Linked DNA regions of Homo sapiens: regions 1 and 3 are each linked to region 2. Evidence: chromatin contacts called from ENCODE Hi-C or POLR2A ChIA-PET data. All regions are on one chromosome and are shown on one strand. Each heading gives the region's core, a stretch centred on a gene start or an enhancer-like site at or near the end of the contact. The rest is flanking DNA. Distances are from core to core; before and after follow the strand shown.

Region 1 (5,130 bases), core at 375-2,874, 140 kb after region 2:
GCTTTGGACACGTTTAGTTCCAGATGCCAGAGAGACATCCAAGAGTGAAGGTTCTAGTAGGCATTTGGATTCAGGAGACCAAAACTCACAGAGTAGTCCTGGCTATAAATTTGGACTGGGACCCAATACAGAGATGGAAACTGAAGGCACAGGAGTAAATGTACTCACAGTGGGAGGATGGGAAGAATGGGAGCAGAGCCATGGGTAAAGCATGTTTCCAGAAGGTTCTCCTGAGAGACCCAGGAAGGAAAGGAGCAAAATTCCATAGGATCCACAAGAGAGGAGTCATTGGCAATTTTCATAAGGACAGTTCCCCTTGTGATATATGGGAAGAAGGCAGATGGCAGAGTTGAAGAATAAGAAGGAGGTGAGAGAGTGATGAATGAATGAATAGCATTCCAGCAAAGTCTTCACATGCCTCCTCTAGGTCTGCTAATTCTGGAGATTCAGAATGGATTTGCCAAGAAAACTCCCAACGACCAGCCAGGAGAGGAATCTTTTCCACCAAGCTCTCTCTGTTTCAGAAAATAACCAATGTGTGTGTTGACCTCAGCATCCCTCCCTAGCAACCAGCATCTGTGTTTAAATTCGTGGGGGAGGGGTGCTATTATCTTGTGGCTATCCACACAGCTTCTGTGGTTACATCTGTTGTTTTTGTCTGTACAATAGCCATTTGTCATCATTTGGCTATTAACACCTCGATCTGGCTGGGACTCACTCCTTATCCCTGGCTCTGGGGATGGCACGTGTCCCAACCGTGGCCAATAAGACTCAGGCCTGAGATTTTTTGGAAACTATTGAGAAAGAGAAGCACCCCTTAGGCAGGGATGGCTGCCACCACCCCTATTAGGACTGGAGACATCCTGCCAGCAGAGACAGAAACAGATCCAAGAGACAGAGGGAGAAAAACAGTCTTGATAGCACTTCATGAGCTCCTGGATCCAGCCATGCCTGATACCATTTAATCCTTGGGCTTTTCAATTACATGAGTCAGTAAATTATCTATGTTTGCCTGTCAGAAAGGGTTTTGTGAGTTCTAGCACTGAACGAATGGTCCCAGCAGGAACAAACTGCCTAGGGATGGGGGCATAGGAGTGGAGTTGGTGGAGGAGGTTTACTTGATTTCCCCTCAGACATTTCACCAGGCATCTCATCCCCCAAGTTGCTACCTTAGCAATTCTCCCTCCTTTTTGCAGTCATCCTTCCTATTGTTTTTGCTTGTATTCCTATCTTTTTGTAAACTCCTCCTTGCTTAAAAAGCAGCATCTGAGATGCTGGCCTGAGGCCGTCTGCCCTTCCCAAGAGAATACACATGCTTGCTATTCTTTACAGTAAAACCAAGGTCCACATTGTGTTTCCCCAGGGCTCCCAGAACCTGAGTTGAGAGGTGGGGATTTTGCAGGGACTCCATCAGTGTGCAGCATCTGTACCTGCCTCCAGCGACTGCTGACACGAGCGGCCACATCTCCACACTTTCGCCCCACTACCTTATGTGTGCCACAACCCCTCCAACAATGCAAACTCTTGTTCATTTGCTCAGAACATGAATGAATCATGCCAGGGAAACTCCTGGCCACTGGACCACATTTTGCTGTGTTAGCAATAAACATCCCTTCATATTGTCATCATAGCCACAGGGGAAGACAGAGGTCTCCTGGCAGAGGAAGGGCGTGACACATTCCGCACTCTTTCTACTCCCTCCCTATGTCAGCCCTGATCTTTGTTTCCTTCTTTTTGCTTCAGAGCAAGCCTCCTTCTAAGGCCTTTAATTCCATGGATCATATTTTCTGTCTAGCTTCCATTTAATGGCCTGTCATGGGCCCATACCATGCCAGCTCCTGGGCGTAGTGGGGTTTGTGTATTTCAGTGTGGGCTTGCAGAATGACCCTGCATTATTTACTTTCCATCCTCATTGAGAATTATCAGGCTTAGGTGGGTTCCTCCCACCCTTCTTGAACTCTTCTTCCTATCCTCCATCCACCCTCTTCCCTCTATTTTATTCTTCCTGTCTGTCTTTCCTTCTCTCTTTCCTTCCTTTATTTTTTCCGTTTCTGTCGCTTCCTGTCTCCCCCCATGCCCTGGACTTTGGTCCTGTGGTTCCAGTAAAAGGAAAACATAGGGAATAATACGAAAAGCAGCCAGGCTTAGCCAATAAATCCTCTAATGCTTGTAATGGTTTTATTTTCTTCATGTTCATTCTAGTTTAAGAGGTCAATCAACATCTTTGAAATGCTTGTGGTTTACTACATGGAATCTTTAATTGAGGCACAGAAAACTCCTCTCTCCCTCTCTCCGTCTTCCTTCCCTCTCTCTCTTCCTTTCATTTGTTTAATAAATGTTTTTTGAGGGTTTTTTCTGGGGCAGGCCCTGGGCTAACTGCTAGGAATGGTGACTAGAAACATGGGTATGATCCTTGCTCTGATGATCTTACATCTATTGGGAGACACATGTTTTCACCAGATAATTCCACGTAAATGTATTCTCATAACCTCAGCAAATGCTTTGAGTTTCCACGATGGTCTACAGAGACACTGACCCCGACTATGGAGGTGTGGAGGGTTCCTCAAGGAGCTGATTTGAAGGATGAGTTTGCTTTTCTTTTTTTTGAGGGGTGAGGCGGGATGAAATCTCGTTCTGTCCCCCAGGTTGGAGTGCAGTGGCGTGTTCTCGTCTCACTGCAACCTTCGCCTCTCGGGTTCAAGCGATTCTCCCACCTCAGTCTCCCAAGTAGCTGAGACTACAGGCACCTTCCACCATGCATGGCTGATTTGTGTATTTTTAGAAGAAATGGGGTTTGACTATATTGGCCAGGCTGGTCTTGAACTCTTGACCTCAAGTGATCTGCCTGCCTCAGCCTCCTAATGTGTTAGGATTACAGGCATGAGCCACTGCCCCTGGCTTGAAGGGTGAGTTTTCTAGGTGAAGATCAGAGGAAAGAGCATTCCAAGCAGAAGGAACAGAATATGCAAAGGTCCTGGGGTGAGAGGAAGCAAAGCACCTTCATGGAATGTAAGAACAGTGTTACTGGGACAGAGAATGGAGAAGAAGAGGCCAGCGGGTGAACGGGGGCCAGATGTTCAGGACCTTTACCCTAGGTAAGAGTTTGGGTCTTCACTCCAAAAGCAAAGGAATGCCATGGCAGAGTTTCACCTGCCAGTGGAGGTGAGTGGGGATAATCAGTGCTGCATTCCTAAGCTCCAGCCTGGCTCTTGCTGCAATCTGGGTCGGGACGGGAGGCTCCTTGGGTGACCTGGGTGTGCTGGGTCAGATGTGGCATTGGTGCCAGGGTCTGGATTGAGGGTGCCAGGTTATTGTTCTGGCTTTTGGAAAGGGAGATAATCCTGCCTATAAACTTCCTGCGTGGGTTAGAGGATCCTATGAGATTAGCAGGTGGAAGAAGCATCACTGAGTACTGATGAGACCTTTGAACTGGAGACAGACATATTTGACTTTGTTAGGAGATCTTGGGCGGGTTTGCAGTTTCTCTAATCTCAATTACCTTTTCTATAAAATGGGGATATTAACACTAATGAATCTGGGTTATTTCTCTCTGCTGGTCATCCCTTTTTCAATTAGGATATGACCATCCCATGTGTGTCTGGTGGGACTGGCAACCCCTGTTCCCCCAATCCCTATTGGGTGAAGGGAGTGAGCATGTGATCTAGTCCCAGAAAATCATTGTGCCCCATGTCCCTGTCCACAGAAACTGATTTAAGGGAGTGGCCTAATCAGAGTCCCTCCATGAGATATGACATGGGGCTGTTGGAAGACAGCGTATCTTGCTTTTATATTATGAGTTGTAAGAGCACAGACTTGAGCTACTGGTATCCAATTTTCCTGGAAATAAAAAAAAAGAAAGAAACAGGGAGATTGGTGGGGATGGGGGAGGAGAGGGAGACAGAGAGGGAGAGAGAATCCCGTTTGAGAAACTTTGTTTGAGACCCTGGATTTAGTGGTTCCTGAAGCCAAGAATACTCCCTTGAATCTCTCAGTTAAGGAACCCATAAATGCCCATTTTGGCATAAGCCAGTTTGAGTTGGGGTTTGTCACCCACAACAGATGTGCTCTGCCTGATGCATCAAGTCATTGGGTTAATGGCAGTAAAGCACTGAAAGTCAGTATGAAATCTAGGCATGCAGAGTGCTCAGTAGTCACTATTGTTACTGTATTGGTGATAATTCATAGCTATAGAATGCATCGCTAAAGTATGGGCTGCTTCTCATCCCTGGGGTGTGGCCTCATGTTGCCCCACAAAAGGCTGTTAGCCACCACCATGATGCTTTCCTATTTGAAAGCCTTAGACAATGACTTGAGTTCTCCTTCTCTGCCTCCTCATCTCCCTCCAAAATTTGTGACTCCAGGCCAGGCTCAGTGGCTTATGCCTATAATCCTAACACTTTGGGAGGCCATGGCAGGCGGATCACTTGAGGTCAGGAGTTCGAGACTACCCTGGCCAACATGGCTAAACCGTGTCTCTACTAAAAATACAATAATTATCTGGGTGTGGTTGGGGGAGCCTGTAATCCCAGCTATTTGGGAGGCTGAGGCAGGAGAATTGCTTGAACTGGGGAGGCAGAGGTTGCAGTGAGCTGAGATAGTGCCACTGTATTCCAGCCTGGGTGACAGAGCAAGACTCTGTCTCAAAAAAAAAAAAAAATTAATCGTGACTCCAGTGTCCCCTGAGACTCTCTTGAAGTGACAGTGTTAGCCACTAGAGAGTGACCTGAAAGACGTGACTATGTTTAGATCTAATTCCAGAAGACCAGTCCCCTCCCAATCCAGTGGATTTCCCACTAACTTTTTTTTTTTTTAACAAAATGTAACAGCTATCTACTGCTGTATAATAAATTAGCCCAAAACTTGGTGACTTACAACAACAGAGATCTATTATTTCAAACCTTCTATTGGTCCGGAATTCAGAAAAGCTTAGTTGAGTAGTTCTGGCTCAAGGTCTCTCATGAGGCTTAAGTCATGACATTGGCCAGGGCTGAGGTCATCTGAAGGCTCAATAGGGGCTGGAAGATTCACTTCCAAAATAGAGCACTCATGGCTATTGGAAGAAGACTTCAGGTACTTGACATGGGAACTTCTCCATAGGACTGTTGAGTGTCCTTACAATATGGCAGCTAG
Region 2 (4,642 bases), core at 722-3,221:
AAGCTCATTATAGTGACTCTTTTTTTTTTTTTTTTTTTGAGACGGAGTCTTGCTCTGTCGCCCAGGCTGGAGTGCAGTGGCACAATGTCGGCTTACTGCAAGCTCTGCCTCCCGGTTTCACGCCATTCTCCTACCTCAGCCTCCCAAGTAGCTGGGACTACAGGCACCGGCCACCGCGCCTGGCTAATTTTTTGTGTTTTTACTAGAGACGGGGTTTCACCCTGTTAGCCAGGATGGTCTCGATCTCCTGACCTTGTGATCCGCCAGCCTCGGCCTCCCAAAGTGCTGGGATTACAGGTGTGAGCTCCCGCGCCCGGCCTATAGTGACTCTTTGTTATAGATTTATTGTCGTTTTCAACAAATCCTGACTTTTATATTTGAGTTTAAGCAGCTTTCAGAGACTTCTCACATTATGTATATATAGACAAATTTTCAGGTTTAGGATTGCTAACAGAATATAGATAGTTAATTGTACATGCTAGGTAGATCTGATCATGAAGTTTGAACAAACTTAAATCATCAAGTGTGTCAACTGGTTTGAGTCAGTTTCCCTAATTTTAGCACGGTATTTTAATGAGGTGGTGTGGGAGAAAATTGATGGTTGCGTAGTTGAGTTTTCTGTCCACCAGGGTGAGCTAGTTGCCCTAAAAATCAAGAGAAGGCGTTCCCTTTGATTTAAATTCTAACTTGCTCTACTTTGATAAACTGTAGCTTGTTCTCAGTCCAGTTTTCTGTGTCAGCAATGCTCTTAGTCTTCTTTGTGTAATTTTAGCAGGAGATCAAGCCACTCAGTCCTTTTAACCACCTGCCCTCCTGACCCTTCATCTGACCCATGACTGATAGCCAGGCTGGTGCATCAGGAACAGTCATAGTCTGCAAAGCCATTATGGTGATTCATTCTAAAAACCACCTTTAAAAATAGCAAGGACATGTGATCTAAGGTAGACGAACTTGAGCTTTGTGTCGAACAGCGTGTCTCTTCTAATAATACCAAATGTAAGATATAAACTAAATGTAGGCTTGGGGTTGGACTTCTTGTTCCACCACATGCCTGCGATATGATCTTGCACCTTTGGGTTGCTGTGGAATGCTGTACCTACCTCAGAGTTGTCCTGAGATTGAATGAAACGATGTATTTAAAATCCTGTAAATGTTAGAAATTATTATTGTAGAGTAAAATCAGTCACAGGAGAGCCAGGAGTTGGATGGTTTCTCTGTGAAATTACAATTTTTATACATTTAGAAAGCTTTAAGGGAAAGTTCCTTGTTAACAAGATTTCTCTCTCATTTGAAAAATCCTGGTTCAAATATTTGGGGCACTCAGAATTGGAGGAATAAATTGAAGTGTGTTGAGCCAGGATAAAATATGGGGGAAAAGAAATAAACCAAGAAATAAACATCACAGTTTTCTGCTGAACTATGGTGCATGCTGCTGTACCTTTTCTCCTCTTCCTCTTTGTTCTTTGCCTCTCTGGCCTTCTTCCTCTTTGTGTCATAGCGTGGGCTGTTGTCTGTTTAACACCTCCTCATCAGGTGTCGCCAGGCAGATACAACAGTGCAGGTGAGGGGTGTACCTTTGATTCATTCTGTATCATAAAATATTAACCTAGATTGCTTTGAATTCCAGATAAGCCTTAGGTGGTGAACTTTGCTCCCTCTTTTTCTCCCTTGGTTGTAATTCTTGTCGTTTTCATCACAGCCCTGAGTTACAACAGGGAGACTTTTCTCCAGCTTTGTAGTGATCCAGATTTTCCTCCCCAAAGGCTTGTAAATGGAAGTGTTAAACGCCGTGCTTCCCCTGAGCTCTGGTTTCATGAGGATGAACTCACCGCATTTCCCATGTTGTCTTTCAGTGGTTAATCTGAAGCTCCAGAGTCTTGGCACGTTATTGCTTGTTATGACACCACGTAACATTTATAGTCAATGAACTTCCTAGCAGGGACATCCTGTTTGGCACCAGTGAGCCCTTCAGTGTTTGTAGAGATAACTGTCAGTGTCAACTTTGAAAGTTGTAGCACTGCAGGGCTACCCATTTAGGCTGAAGGTTTGAATGCAGCACAATTTTTTCTGGTTCCCTTGATCTGGTTCCAGTGAATGTACAATGTAATAGACAGATGTGCGTTACTCTGAGAGCATTGAGATCCTTTGTGATTTAATTGTTGACCCAGATAAGAGGGATGTTTGGGAGGGGGATTTAGAGAGGAAGGGAGGATTTAAAAGTAACAAAATTAGAAAATATTTGGAAGAGAAAAGTGACTACCTTGCAGACATCTTTCATTTTGATAGTCCCTTTGCAGCCTTCAGACATATTGGTGGGGTTTTTGATGTTGGGAGGTGGTCCTTGGCCATTTGCTTCAATGCTAGGGCACCAGTTTCCTCCTCAAATGTATTGAGAGTTCAGCTGACTTTTGTTTCACTGGAGATTATTTTTAAAAGTATAATTAGCCAAAACATTGTGAACTATATAGCAAAGCTGCTTTGTAGTGTAGCTAAGTCATACAAATGCTTGACAAATGTTATTCATGGTGGCAATCATCCAAGCATTGTTGGCACTGCATCTGTAGTTATTTCCAGTACTGCTGCTAGGTTAGACTTGATTGTGTGCAAACTTCCCCCAAGTTCCCCTTTGGGTGATATGATTTACAGCTCTAATAAAAAAGGCCTTAGGGAGCTCAGACTTTTGGTTTCTCTAGTGATTTCCTGGTTTGTTGTTATTGTTATTTATCATCTCTGATTTCTTTGCTTGAATTTCAGAATTTAAATGCATTTGTGTGTTATTAATGAAGTAGGCCACAGTGGAACTTATAAATGCTCAGTAAAAGGTGGAAGTGTTTTAGGGAAAGTCTAGCAGCTCCTAGTATCCAAGAATTCAGAAGAATAATTCAAGTAGGTTTTTCTTCTGTGCACAGTTATTGAAAATGACTAATGTAGAAATACTTACATGTGGATAATGTAACGTCAGAACCTACATTGCCTAGGTCAACTTTTATAAATGGATAAACGTCGATAGGTATGATTACTTAAAAATGAAGGCATAAATATGTAGAGAGTTGACATGTTGCTAAATAGTTTCTGGGCATGCTTACTTTGTGATTGAGAATTATGTGGGAGCAGGGGTCTATTAGTCAACTAGGATATAAAGACTTTTCTCTAGTCAGAGATCATGAACACCTGGCATTTTCCCATTAGCTAAATTAATGAACATCTCAAAAACCATACCTAAGGGAATACTGTCTCTAACCTTCTTGCTAAATACAAGGAGTCATAAAATATTTTGTCAGGTATGCTTTCTTCCTGCAGTGAGTATATGCCTTCATGCCATTTCCTTAAATCAAATTGCTTAAAATGAACTGAGAGCTTTTATTTAAATTAAGGAACTTCAGATGCGTCCTCCAATGAGGCAGTCAACACTCAGTTTATCTGTCTTATTAATTAAATCCAGTAAATTTTAAATTAAATACAGTTGACCCTTGAACAAAACATGTTTGAAATGCATAGGTCTGCTTATATGGGGATTTTCTTTTGCCTCTGCCACCCCTGAGATAGCAAAACCAACCCTTCCTCTTCCTCTTATTCCTCAGCCTACTCAATATGAAGACCAGGATGAGGACCTTTGTTTATGATGCTGTACCTCCACTTAATGGATAATAAATTTAATCTTAAAGAGACTTCATGTACAATTCAAGGATTGGGGAAACCTTAACTAAAGCTATAAATCCAGAATCTTGTCTTAAAAAAAAAATGGACATATTTGACTACATGAAAAATAAGTGTTTCAATGGCAAAAGGTACCATAAACAAAGTCAGTAGAGATATGGTAGCTTTGGAAAGATGATTAGGGTTTATATCTATAATATACAGGATTCTTAATTTGACAAGACAAGCCATCCAATAGAAAAAAACTGGACAAAACACATTCGAATGGGTCACTCATAAGAGTGCAAATCCAGATTGCCTACAAACCAAGGAACTAGTGCTTAAAGTTGAGCAATTGGAGAAATACTAAGTGAAATAACAATGATAAGTCACTGTTTTAGTTTTCTCTTGCTGCATAACAAATTATCACAAGCTTCACACAGTGTACATTCATGATCTCAGTTTCCATGAGTCAGAAGTTGGGCCAGGCTTAGCTGGGTCCACTGTGTAAGGTCTTGCAAGGCTGTAGCCAAAGATATCCATCTTATTTTTTTAAAAAACAGATGTTGGAGGCTGTGTTCTTTCCTGGAGCTCAAGGTCTTCTTCCAATCTCACATGATTGTTGGCAGAATTTAGTTCCTTGCAGATATAGAACTGAGGCCCCTACTTTGTTGCTGGCTGTTAGCTGGGGGCCACTCTTAGATCTTAGAGGCCTCTACAGGTCCCTGCCACATAGCCTTCTCACAGGCTCTCTCACTTCACCATGTGACATCTTATTTCTTCAAAACTAGCAGGCGAGTCCCTGGCTTTGGTCTGCTAATAATGGAATATAATCATGGAAATGACTGTCCCATTGCCTTGGTCGTATTCTGTTGGACAGAAGCAGGTCACAAGCTCCATCCCCACATAATGATATGACTCATTGGAAGTCATCTTAGAATTCTGCCTACTATACTCAATTTATTAACCTGGAAATGATTGTAAAAAAGCTATTACATTTCTTGCC
Region 3 (4,571 bases), core at 1,361-3,860, 230 kb after region 2:
ATATCTTCCCCAAAACTGGCCTCCTGGACTTGAATTAGTTTGAGTGGATTTCTTGCCTTCAAATAATTCACAACCAACACAGCAGCTGATTGGATAGGAGAGACAGGGAACAGAAATATACCAAGGATTACATCAGAGATTACATCATGGGGAGAGGAGAGGGAGGAACACAAGGTTGTGGGTGGGGGTGACCCGGAATTAAAGTCTGTTAAGGCCTTTTTATGTGCCTAAAGCCAAGCCTCCTACAAATACTGCAAATTCTTCTCTCCTGGAAACCAAAAGTCCATGCAGCTCAAACAACCAGAATCCCATGATCCTGCCCTGCATGGATGCTCAGAAGGTTGTTGGCCGGCACATGGCTGTATTTGTGCTGATCTGACCCTGGGGATTAAAGGTTTCACTTGCTCGTGCCCTCAGTCAGCGTGCTGGAGGGTTGCCATCCTCCTTTTGATGGCAACCCTTGCCTCCTCATTTCCATCTGCACCTGTCAATCTCACCACACTCACCAGCCTCTTCCTGGCCTCAGTCTCTCATGCCCTCCATCACTGGGTAAAGACCTAGTCACAGCCTCTGCTGCAGCCTTGTACATGTGCCCTGGGCACCACTGTTCCCACAGCCAGGGATGGTGTCCTTGTAGGTGCCTGTCATTCTCTGCCAGGGAGCTTGCTTTGGCCAGGAGCATGCCTGTGGGAGTGGGGTGGGCAGGCCAGGATGCTGGGGCATTGATGCCTCCAGGAGAGGCCCTGGACCAACACCAGACAGGGGTCTGTGGGCAAATACACCAGTTTCTTCATTCCTTAGGTGGGACAATTCTGACTCCTTTTCTAGACTATCTCAAGGTGTAGGGGAGCCCAGCCTAAGTTAAACTGATACATCCCTGCGTCCAGTCATTGTCATTTCTCACCTGGCTTCCTGTCTGGCTGCGCTCTAGTCCATTCTACAGCTGAAGGAGTTTTCTTTTCTTTTTTTTTTTTTTTGAGACAGAGTTTCGCTCTTTTGCCCAGGATGGAGTGCAATGGCACCATGATCTCGGCTCACTGCAAGCTCCGCCTCCCAGGTTCACGCCCTTCTCTTGCCTCAGCCTCCTGAGTAGCTGGGACTACAGGCACCCACCACCACGCCTGGCTAATTTCTTTGTATTTTTTTTAGTAGAGACGGGGTTTCACCATGTTAGCCAGCATGGTCCTGATCTCCTGACCTCGTGATCTGCCTGCCTCGGCCTCCCAGAGTGCTGGGATTACAGGCGTGAGCCATTGCGCCCGGCCAGGAGTTTTCTAAAATGCAAAATTGGCTGGGCGTGGTGGCTCATGCCTGTAATTCCAGCACTTTGGGAGGCTGAGGCGGGTGCATCACTTGAGCCAGGAGTTTGAGACCAACCTGGGCAACCTAGGGAGACCCCGTCTCTACTAAAAATACAAAAAAAATTAGCTGGGTGTGGTGGCATGCACCTGTCATCCCAACTACTCGAGAGGCTGAGGCACAAGAATCGCTTGAACCCAGGAGGCGGAAGTTGCAGTGAGCCGAGATCATACCACTGCACTCCAGCCTGGGTGACAGAGCGAGTCTCCGTCTCAAAAATACATAAGTAAATTAATTTAAAAATAATAAAATAAAATGCAAAATTAATCATTTCCCTCCTCTGCTCCCTATTGCTTTTAGGCAGTGTTTGAACCCCTTACATGGATGACAAAACACCCTGTTAGTCCCTTAGCAGGGTTGCTCGGCCAGCTGTCTCCTCCATCCCCTGCTCCCTTCTCTCACACACAACTCCAGCCATATGCAATCATCGGAAATTGTCCTACGTGCAATGCTTGCCTTCAACCCAGGCCATTGCTGTGCTGTTCCCATCTCCTGGAATCTTCTCCCCCTTTCTCCTTTCCCAGTACCTTGGCCCATCCCATGCTGACTTCTGTCTTCAGGCCTCCTTCCTCTAGAAAGCCTTCCTGACCTCAGGCAGGGTTAGAGTCCATCTCTCCTTGCATCCACAGAACTTTACTCTTGCCCTCCTCACCCTGGGGCAGAGCTGTCTCCTTATCTGCCCTTCCTTCTTGAGCCGTGGCTTTCAGCCCTGGTTGCACGTTAGAAACATGTGGAAGCCTTTACAAAATGCAGATACCTTGGCCCCACCATGGACTAATCACATCGGAATCTCTGCGGGTGGGGCCTAGTATAGGCTTTTCTTAAAAGCTCCCCGAGTGATCCCAATGTGCAAAACCACATTCTGATAGTATGATCTCACGAAGGCAGAGGCTGGGTTTTATTTATTTCATCTTCAGTTCCTGGTACATAGTAGGAGGTCCCTGATAAATGTTGGCTGTGGATATGAATGACAGCTACTGACATGCTGTCATCCTTCTGTGTCAGGTGCTGTTCCAAAGCAATCAATGAATAAACGAAAGAATAAATAAGTGAGTGAATGAATGTATCAGTGAATGAATGAATGAATGAATAAAAGGCCCACCCACATGCAGCTGGGAACTAGAGGCTCCAAAAAAATGTCTGTCCCTCGAGATGTCTAATTGTCTAAAGGCAGTGAATAGCCTCTTGCCAAACTCCTAGCAGAGATTAAGTAGTCATCCAGCCCTGGGGCACGACCGTGGGTGGTCACTGCTGAGCTGCCAAGTCACCAGCAAGCAGGAGCAGCGGCAGCCACAAAACTGGAAACTGGAGTTGGGAGATGGGGGCTGGGAATTCAGCTAGGAAGGAGCCAACGGGCTCCTTATTTAGGAAGGAATTTGTTTTGGTGTTGCGGGTGCGGGGGTTAAAATTCATTGTTTCTGAGGTTGCTGTGAAGAGTTGGGTCCAACCCAGCAGCATGGGGTTGGAGCAGGGTAATTGGAGGTTGCAGGGCCTGGATTTGCAGCTCTCCTCCCAATGAAAATACACTGGAAAGCAAAACAGAGAGGCTGGAAAATCGTCTCCCAGCGTCACCGGCAAGAATGAAAATATATGGCTTAATAAAAATGGCTGATTCAATTTCAAACAAGTGGCTCATACCCACCTCTAAATAGCTGCTGTTAAAATGCAGACTATAGCCCTGTTTTAAATGAGGCCTAAGGTAGGGAGGAAAAAGGCCTCTCTGCAGGGAGGGGCATGGATCTTTGCTGAGGCCTATTTCAGTCTGAAGTTTTTAAATGGAGTCAAATCAAGGTATTGATGTTGCTTTAATTTTTTTTCCTGTCCGCACAAAGTAGGCTCTAAATGGCATTAGCTGTAATGAGGTAACCCTCTATGCTCCCCGGGGTGGGCACCTGAGCAGGGGCCCCCACAGGACTGCCTGCCGCCCTGGGGTGCTTCACGGGGAAGGGCCACCTCCCTTTGTTCTGTCTCCATGGCCAGAATGAACCCAGGCGGAGTCCAGTGGCATTCAGAGCTGCCCCCAACCCAGCTGCCAGTTCCCTGTTATCTGAATTGAAGAGGTCAGAGGTTAAGTGAGAGATCAGAGTCCCCGGGTCAGGGAAAGAAAAACAAATCCCCGGGGCCTCCGCTGTGCTCTTGAAGCGTGTAGGCCGTGCCCTCCGGTGCAGATGGGGGAATATTTTATACCAGGCCCTGTCCTTTTCTGTTACCATGTAAATTGACTGACTTTTTTTCTTTAACCGAGTTAGGGGAATTTCATGGAGGGGAAAAAAAGGATTGCATGGGCATTTGAATTTTTGCTGAAGACCAAGAGTAGCAACTCCAGTTCTGGCCTCAGCTTCATGACAGGAAGCCGTCGTTGACTGTGGGCCTGTTTTCCTCTTTTCAAACAAGTCCAAGAGGTGATAAGGTAAAAAGGGGTCGAGACACTCATGAATGTATTCAGAAACTAGGTGATCGCACCTGCTATCATGGAGAAGGGAGGCACATTTAAAAGCTTGTTATTGGCTTGGCATGGTGGCTCACGCCTGTAATCCCAGCACTTTGGGAAGCCGAGGCAGGCGGATCATCTGAGGTCAGGAGTTTGAGGCAAGTCTGGCCAACATGGTGAAACCCTGTCTCTACTAAAAATAAAAAAATTAGCCAGGCGTGGTGGTGTTCACCTGTAGTCCCAGCTACTCAGGAGGCTGAGGCAAGAGAATCGCTTGTACCCAGGAGGCCAAAGTTGCAGTGAGCCGAGATCACGCCACTGCACTCCAGCCTGGGCAATAGAGTGAGACTCAGTCTCAAAAACACAAACAAAGAAAAAAAGCCTTGTTATTCTGTGGGTCTAAGAAGCTCCTCATCGTTCAGGCTCCTCAATCAGGAAGCAGTTTTGGATTCTTTACTGGGTTCTTAGCCCTGTGCAAAGAGCTGTAAGGGTTACTGGAGGTTAAGATAAGATAATGCCTCTCAAGGGGCATTTTATGTTGTTTTAGAGCCAGAAAGACTTCAGTTCATCCTGGCTCTGATAGTTCCTAGCCATGTGACCTTGGACTGACTCCTCGAAGCCTCTGTTTACTTATCTGTAATATGGGCGTAGTAGGCCCTCCGTCCTCACCACTTCAGTGTACTCTGGCACCTCCATTTCTTCCCCTGGGGGCTTTCTCAGGCTGCCGATGCCCACTTTGCCTGCCCTTGCAGGTGCCAGCAGTGCCCAGGAATTAGTGCCA

The links. A loop is a pair of places that touch in the nucleus more often than their neighbours do. ChIA-PET counts read pairs that join two places held with the same protein, here RNA polymerase II (POLR2A). Pooled maps may share reads with other maps.
Region 1: a map of right cardiac atrium shows a loop between it and region 2 (2.8-fold over the local background). The contact joins two enhancer-like sites. A Hi-C loop is called at or near these places in 78 of 168 maps with a recorded cell type or tissue (A673, B cell, CD4-positive, alpha-beta T cell and 45 more), 37 of 37 single-sample maps with no recorded cell type and 44 of 50 pooled maps. POLR2A ChIA-PET finds 5 or more read pairs at or near these places in 12 of 52 experiments (CD4-positive, alpha-beta T cell, CD4-positive, alpha-beta memory T cell, CD8-positive, alpha-beta T cell and 9 more).
Region 3: a loop to region 2 is called in a map of GM12878, with 2.5 times the contacts of the local background. The contact joins two enhancer-like sites. A Hi-C loop is called at or near these places in 1 of 168 maps with a recorded cell type or tissue (GM12878), 18 of 37 single-sample maps with no recorded cell type and 7 of 50 pooled maps. POLR2A ChIA-PET finds 5 or more read pairs at or near these places in 1 of 52 experiments (activated B cell).

Annotation. Positions count from the first base shown.
Region 1 is chr3:72,675,530-72,680,659 of GRCh38, reverse strand. The region is part of intron 5 of LOC105377161 (a long non-coding RNA gene); the gene reads left to right. Among named protein-coding and RNA genes, the nearest start is that of SHQ1, 170 kb to the left of the region's middle. Within about 2 kb of position 1,624, at least 2 of the 41 ENCODE cell types and tissues checked have a DNase peak (open chromatin) inside an H3K27ac peak, as active enhancers do.
Region 2 is chr3:72,818,545-72,823,186 of GRCh38, reverse strand. The region is part of intron 6 of SHQ1 (SHQ1, H/ACA ribonucleoprotein assembly factor); the gene reads left to right. Among named protein-coding and RNA genes, the nearest start is that of SHQ1, 28 kb to the left of the region's middle. RefSeq lists enhancers at 591-870, 891-940. Within about 2 kb of position 1,971, at least 13 of the 41 ENCODE cell types and tissues checked have a DNase peak (open chromatin) inside an H3K27ac peak, as active enhancers do.
Region 3 is chr3:72,589,795-72,594,365 of GRCh38, reverse strand. All of the region lies in intron 10 of LOC105377161 (a long non-coding RNA gene), which reads left to right. Among named protein-coding and RNA genes, the nearest start is that of RYBP, 150 kb to the right of the region's middle. RefSeq lists an enhancer at 2,979-3,806. Within about 2 kb of position 2,610, at least 12 of the 41 ENCODE cell types and tissues checked have a DNase peak (open chromatin) inside an H3K27ac peak, as active enhancers do.